Regions from separate parts of the Homo sapiens genome. Here regions 2 and 3 are each linked to region 1. Evidence: chromatin loops called from intact Hi-C (ENCODE). Cell type or tissue: A673. All regions are shown on one strand. Region 1 has its middle 100 kb from the start of TRQ-CTG1-1. Region 2 overlaps MIR548A1HG (MIR548A1 host gene). Region 3 has its middle 150 kb from the start of MBOAT1.

What was found. Peaks named below come from ENCODE experiments on the same cell type or tissue, not always from the same donor. Only the 100,000 strongest peaks of a DNase experiment are listed, where the experiment ranks them.
Region 2: a loop joins it to region 1, with 8 times the contacts of the local background. A loop is called at or near these places in 5 of 110 quality-filtered maps.
Region 3: it touches region 1 in a loop (4-fold over the local background); 26 of 110 quality-filtered maps call a loop at or near these places.

The regions. Positions count from the first base shown.
Region 1 is chr6:18,733,367-18,735,866 of GRCh38, forward strand. No RefSeq gene overlaps it. Among named protein-coding and RNA genes, the nearest start is that of TRQ-CTG1-1, 100 kb to the right of the region's middle. In A673, no CTCF peak of the experiment used is centred here; a DNase peak (open chromatin) is centred at 955; H3K27ac peaks cover 2,433 bases.
Region 2 is chr6:18,529,091-18,531,590 of GRCh38, forward strand. All of the region lies in intron 1 of MIR548A1HG (MIR548A1 host gene), which reads left to right. Among named protein-coding and RNA genes, the nearest start is that of MIR548A1HG, 7.6 kb to the left of the region's middle. In A673, no CTCF peak of the experiment used is centred here; a DNase peak (open chromatin) is centred at 1,311; H3K27ac peaks cover 2,317 bases.
Region 3 is chr6:20,057,604-20,060,103 of GRCh38, forward strand. No RefSeq gene overlaps it. Among named protein-coding and RNA genes, the nearest start is that of MBOAT1, 150 kb to the right of the region's middle. In A673, CTCF peaks have their summits at 1,416 and 1,620; no DNase peak of the experiment used is centred here.

The DNA.
Region 1 (2,500 bases):
AAATACTATTAACAGCTGTTGCCATTATTATTATTATCATCATTATTATTAAAGATAGGTGAGGCACACTTGCCAGAATATTTTGTATTAAGAAATATGTTAATACCAATAACAATTTGCTGGGGAGAGACTCCTACATGTAATGTTCTATACTGTCTAACAGAAAATCAGGTGTCAGAAAGCTAGTTTCTGAGCATCTGTTCAAAATACTTTGAAGTTATGTTACTTGGTGCATTCATATCATGGGTTGTTATGTTCTCCTGACTTTAACATATTCTGTGTGTTGAAGTCTTTTCCTGATAATAATATAACCATACTTTTTGGTTTCCAATTGTTTGGTATAACATTTTTTATTGTCTTACTGTCAGTATATGTGTCTCATATCTGTGATATATACTTACTAATGTGTTTCCTGTACAAAGCATATACATTTGGGGGCCTTTTTTTGTGATTTAGTCTGACAAACTCTGGCTTTTTATAGACTGTTTATTTCATTTACATTTAATGCAAATGTTGAGTTAAGTCTACCATTTTTCTATTTATACTATCTACTTTTGCTTTTTTTTCTGGTTTCTGTGGCAGAAGCAATTGTGCTTCATGACTTTCTATATGTCATAGTTAGATTCCTGGCACTGGAATGAGTATTTTGATTTAGAAAAAATTTTATTTTTTTCTCAGTGATATGTAAGCCTTTTAACATAATTCAATGAATTCCTTGTTTCAAGCACTATTATGTCTTAAGAAGAAAAGTTGTTATTGATTTTTGACCAGATTTTTCATAGTTGTTGACTAGAGAAAAATTCTCCTGTTTCTCCCAGTGTCCATTTAAAACCAATTTATCTCTTTGGAGACCCCAACTTCAAGTTATTTCCTAGGTTTTATGCTGCAACTATTTCCTTCCTTCCTTCCTTCCTTCCTTCCTTCCTTCCTTCCTTCCTTCCTTCCTTCCTTCCCCTCCCTCCCTTCCTTCCTTCCTTTCTTTTTTGGAGCAAAGTAGTGTTAAGAGACCATGTCTTTACTTAATGGGCATCTATTGGAGTCTACCCAAAACTAAAAAGATTGTGCAAATATATTATAATATTCCTGTGGAACAGATGATGAAATGTGAGATGTATAGTAATGAAACAAGGTGGTTTCATGGGCAATTCGGCAGCTTCATCTATTGTGTTCCCATAGAGATTGAGGTCAATCTGGACAGAGTCCTCTAGCTAAATGCCACTGAGCTTCTGTCTGGGTATGTCCCATTCATTATATTTTGAATTCAATAAATTAAAACAATACTTTAAAAAACATGTTTTTTTTTCTAACCTGTGGGAAATCTACCTGCATTTTAGGGGCATAACATGCTAGTTTAAAGAAATTTTTTTTGTAGGTACCTTGCATAGCATTAAAACTGATACTAAAAAAAGCAAATGCAAGTACTTTTCCCCTAATCATGTTCATCTTTACTCCCATTGGCACCCTTGGTTTTTGGGCTCAAGATTCAAAATTATTTTAATAGGTAAGAGGAATTGACATTGACCAGGTAAAATTTAAGTAGAAAAAGATAAAATTTGATATTTAAGAAATTATCTATGTAAATATTTTTAGCAAATGTATAGAGGTATAGATATAGAGAGAAATATGTAGATATACTTGCATATGCATACACACACATGTGCATGTGCACACACACAGAGAGATGCTTATCAGAAATACCTGAGATTTGTAGCTTTATCCAAATAAAAATAATTGGTTTGCAATCAAAACCAAACATGGGATTCAAGAGTTAAAAAAATCCTAATAAAGTGTTACAATGCACACATAAAAGCATACATAGTTCAGATCATGCAAGAATATCTGGGAATACCTGGAGTATTATAGCTGCCCTATTACTTTTATTTTATTGCAAAATGGAAAGTAAATAAAAAAGTAAGACTGGGATAGTTAAGACCAAAATCTATGTCATATACAGAATAATTGGGGAAAATAAAAATACTTATTGTGACAATCAGAAAACTTATAGGGAACATGAAAACATTGGAAGCCAAATACACGGTTTTATATAGACTATGCAGGCATGTTTTTTCCTGCTACTTTAGATGAGAAGTGATTTTTAGATTTTTCCCAAAGTATTCTTAGTGATACTTGTCAAATTTCTTTGAGAAGTCATATTTCATTAAAATATTATCCGAATTGTTTCATTCTATACCATAATGTGTTTGTGTTGGTATAATGTAAGAAATCTTTTCTCTTCATTCTCTTCATATCTTCAGGGCAGGGCATTTATATTTATCCTGTGCCATCAGGCATAGTCTCTGAAATGCACAAGCAAGTGCACCTAGGTATTCATACTATAGGGTGAGATGTGACCAATGGGCATGCATTCCCAAGAGTTATATTTTTTCATTTATTATTTTAAAAGATCATTCAAAACAAAAACTGAAATATAATTTTCTAAATATTGATTGTGTTTACTTGAAAATTTGAAAATGAGAGACCAGAGCCTGAATAGCCATTT
Region 2 (2,500 bases), 200 kb before region 1:
GGGATTTGAACCTAAGTCTGATGAAAACCCCCTGCCATTGCTCACAAAACAACACCTCCTTTTATAAAGGTGAAGACATAAGACCCAGAGAAGGGAAGCAACCTGCTTGAGATCACACAGTAAATAGGAATAGAGTAGGAACCGGATTCTAGATCTTTGGAGAACACATTCAATTTTTCTTTGCCGTACAGCACAGTGCACTCAAGACCGTTGTCATTTAAGTCCCAAATCCTCTTTTCTATATGTTAAATGTTCCTGTTTCCCCTCATTGTTATTCCAATGGTTTCTTTGCTGTCCTGTCATGTCCTCTGAGTGTGCTCTTAATTTGCTGCATCCTTTCTTTCTTTCTTTTTTTTTGAGACAGGGTCTCACTCTGTCACCCAAGATGGAGCGCAGTGGTGTGATCTTGGCTTACTGCAGCCTTGACCTCCCAGACTAAGGTGATTCTCCCACCTGAGCCTCTCGAGTAGCTGGGACCACAGGTGCACTCCACCATGCCTGACTAATTTTTTGTTGTTGTTGTTTGAGACAGAGTCTCGCTCTGTTACCAGGCTGGAGTGCAGTGCCACAATCTTGGCTCACTGCAATCTCTGCCTCCAGAGTTCAAGTGATTCTCCTGCCTCAGCCTCCCAAGTAGCTGGGACTACAGGCATGCCACCACGGCCAGCTAATTTTTGTATTTTTTGTAGAGATGGGGTTTTGCTGTGTTGCCCAGGCTGGTTTCGAACTCTTGAGCTCAAGCGATCCACCTACCTCAGCCTCCCAAAGTGCTGAGATTAAAGGCATGAGCCCATTCTTTCTAAATTATAAAACTCAGAATTCAAAACAGTGCTCTGTTTGAGTAGGAGAGAAGTCACTGAGACTGTATTTCCTGTCATTTGGACTTAATTTTCTATTAACATTGTCTAAGGTTGCATTAATATTTTAATATAATGTTGGCTTATTTCAAATATAAGGTCAAACATACCTCTTGTTCCTTTTAGTTTTATTTTTATGAAATATAAGAACAAGACAGAGTGGTCCTGTTATGTTCCTATCGATAGAAAAAAAATCCTCCCTATCTGATGAAGAGTCTTTCTGAATTGATAGTAACCTAGAATAAATTTCTGGGTTCTTAAGATATTCAAGGCATATGAACATGAAAATACTTGCATTTCTGGGATGATGATTGGATTCATTTTATATGTCAACATCCATGGTTGTTTTTGCTTTCCTATCAGAAATGCATGCTTGCTGTGTGTTGTAGACATTCATTGCTGTTTCCTTCCTGCCTATTATCTTTTGTCATAGCATGACTTTGACATCCTTTTAAAAAAGGCTATGTGCAGCCCAAGAGGAGCTGTTGATCAAAGGGGCCCTGTCCTTGTCTAGCCAAGAGTTGGGCATACGAAGCAATGCTCTTTGCCTCAGGACTAGAAATCCTGATTCTAGTGGTATGGAATGGAGAATTAGCAGTGACTGATTCATCCTGGTAACACCAATGCCTGACTTTTCAATATTTCCTTTGATCTGTGAGCCAATAATTTTTAAATATATATATGCATATATATAATTTTAAAAGTTAGAATCAGTTTCTGATGATTGCAGCCAAAGCAATCCTCACTCATACATCAATCTTTGGGATATATTTACTTTTTTTGAAATAGCCTTATCAGAAAGTTCTACCTTTTCATGACATAGCAGAATAGCTCATCTATCCAACAGAGTTTGTTAACCTATCTATCATAGAAACTTTTCAAACAATTTTTGGGATGACAGTTTTTAAACTATGTTTTCCACATCTAATACAATGGATGTGTGCTGAAAAACTAGTGAGAAGTGAAATTTCATAAACTGACTTTCCTAAGGGCAATTGCCGGTCAAAAAAAAAATCAACGTTGACATCCAATGTTGAATCATTTTGAATGCTAATCATCCATCTGTTTTATAAATTTAAAATTTGATGAATTTAGCTTTCTTTTTTTCCAAGAGGGAAGCATTCTCATGTTTTTAGTTAAATGCTAATTCATGTTTGAAACCTATTAATATATAGTTTTGGTGGCAATATTATATCTTTATTTAGGCTGTGTATCATAGGCATTAAACCATCATAGCAATGGGACCTTTTCAATTCTGTTTTTCTTACTGTGTTCTTATCTGCACACTGGGCATCTCTTTCATGTGGGAAAATTCCAAATTCATTTGTAGTTTTATTCCTGACTTTCTGAGCTTCAGGTTCACATTCTCAACTTTTTGCATGAAATATTCATTGGATTTTTCTAAAGGCATATACAGTTCCATGTGACATCCTCAAACCAAGTTCTTTATCTCAAAGGTCAGTATTGAGAATATCATTTGCTACATTATAAATCACCTCTTTGATGGTCCAAGGTGGAATTTTCTCCCTGTTTTCAGTACAGAGAAGAAATGAGCTTTTCCTAAGTCACTGACTTGCTCAGTTCTCACGGACCCTGTGGCTCTTCCAGAGTTGTGACTATTAATACAAAGACTCTTTGAGCCA
Region 3 (2,500 bases), 1.3 Mb after region 1:
GACCAGGAGCCCTACTGCACGATCTAAGGTGTTAACTCAATTCTGTGCTAGACCGTTGCCTTGGTTTCCCCCACAGTCATTGCAGCAGCGGGCTACATGGCATCTCTGCAAATTAAAGAAGTGCACGGAAAGGAGAAAAGCCAACTGTTTTGACCAAATCGCAGACAGTGCTTTTCCTCATCCACCAGACATGAGAACCAATGGAGGCAAATGGAAAAAAACACATCCTTCTTAGAAATCTTGTTTGGGCCGGGCGCAGTGTCTCGCGCCTGCAATGCTGGCACTTTAGGAGGCCGAGGCAGGTGGATCACCTGAGGTCAGGAGTTTGGGACCAGCTTGGCCAACATGGTGAAACTCCGTCTTTACTAAAAGTACAAAAATTAGCCGGGCATGGTGGTGCGCGCCTGTAATTCCAGTTACTCGGGAGGCTGAGGCAGGAGAATTGCTTGAACCCGGGAGGCGGAGGTTGCGGGGAGCCGAGATCGCACCACTGCACTCCAGCCTGGGCGACAGAGCAAGACTCTGTCTCTAAAAAAAGAAAAAAATGAAAAGAAAAATATCTTTTCGTTTTGAATGGGGAAGCCCCTGGTGCAGAAATGTCTTTGGTACTGGTGATAATCTGGGCCTGTGAGTGCTAAATTGATTCTCTGTCCTGCAGGGGCTGAATATCAAGGAACAAATGCATTAATCATGGGAGAGCCTGTGTGCCAACGAGCATAAAGACCACTGCACCCAGCAGCGGCGATTGCGTGAACCTTTCCACAGACCACACGCTCCGAAGTAGCTCTCTGAAGTCTCATTACTGAATGTGTAGGGGAGGGATGGGGGGTTGCATCTGACTTTCACTGAAATGTGCATTTAGAAATAAGTGTATTTACATTTAGTTTTATGTTTAAAAAGGGGGGTAGGGATGGGGAATCTTTGGGCCACAGTCATTATAGATGAAACAAACACACGGACACAGATAACACACACGCGCACATGCACAAAAGCTTTCGGGGAGAAACAGAAAATAATGTTTTGCAATTACAGTCCACAGCTGCTGCAGTTCCAGTGTGCGTGTGCTACACAGGTGCGGCCATTATAACAATGAATAGCGCACATTAAACGTGCCATCCATAGGGGTAATAATACTAGGGTTGAAAAGGTATTTTCATTTGCAACCTGATGTTAGGCAGAAAATAAAATAAGGCATTTCACAGCCAGCCTGATGGCTCGGCTACCACATGGGAGGCCCAAGCCTGAGATGAATCTGAGACCCTTATGTGTGTGTCTAACAGTGGGAACCTGGCCATGGTTCCTAGAGAGACCGTCAAATTTCTTTCTGTTCTAAAAAGCCTGCTGACCATGAAGTGGGGGAAACTGAGGCTCCACACAGTTTATCCAGTTAGCAGTATCAGCCAGCATGACATCTATCCCTGCCCAGCGCCTACTAGTGTCTGGATCCTAGAAATAGTGTTGGGGGAAAAAATACAGAGAGAGGTTCCCCCATGGGTGGGGAAGTAGAATGGCTCCCACAGAGAAGGAACCCTGGAGGAGGAAGTGGTTTTGAGACAGCTCCCCTTAGGCCCTGTCTCTGCACCATGCCATCACTAAGCTCTACCCCACAACTCAGCAATGTTCTTCCCTGGGACAGCCCCAGAAGGCTTGGCTCTAAGCCCAAAATAGCCGACCTGCTTTGCTCACCTCTCTCTTTAAAAGCCCAGCAGCAGAATGGGCCCTGTATCTCATTTCATTTACTTTCCACAGCTTCTCAAATCACTAAACTCTTCACTCTTGGTGGACAAATTCATCTTCAGGCAACCAAGACATTCATGAAGATTGGCAGTTGGAAAACGCTGGAAAAGAGACAGCTTTGGGTAGTGACAAGAGAGTGAGCTTTAGAATCAGAGGACAAAAGACCCCATCTCAGCACGGCCAGCTCTGTGATCTTGAACAAATTATTTAAACTCTCTGAACCTCTGCAAAATGAGGTTAATAGTATCTGCTGCATAGGGTTGTCGTAAGGCTCTAATGACACCAAGTATGTGAAAATACTTAACGCCAAGCTTGGAACTAGCAAGCACTAAATAAATAATAGAGATTATGAGAGTAACTTCCATTTCTTTATCTCATAATAGAGATTATGAGAGTAACTTCCATTTTCCTGAGTGGGTCTGTGAATAACTTCTAACCCATTCTCAGCAATAAAATGGAAATCTCTATCAAGAAAGGAGAAAAAAATGTACTACACATATTTCTCACAACCATAGAGGCAGCTTCAGACCAAACATTTCAGGAAGGCTGTTAGAAATGTGTAACGCTCTGCAGAATAATTGTTTTCATATTGTCTACTTTTAACAGTGGTAAAAGCAAACAATAAAACAAAAAATAATGCATGTTGTAGAGTGAATTTTAAAAAGCTGAGGATCCATCAGACCCAGGTGGGTGTTGGCGTGGCTCTCATGGACTGGGCATGCTTCCCCAGAGCCCAGGTGGAGGGCCGCCCACAGCTTGGAAG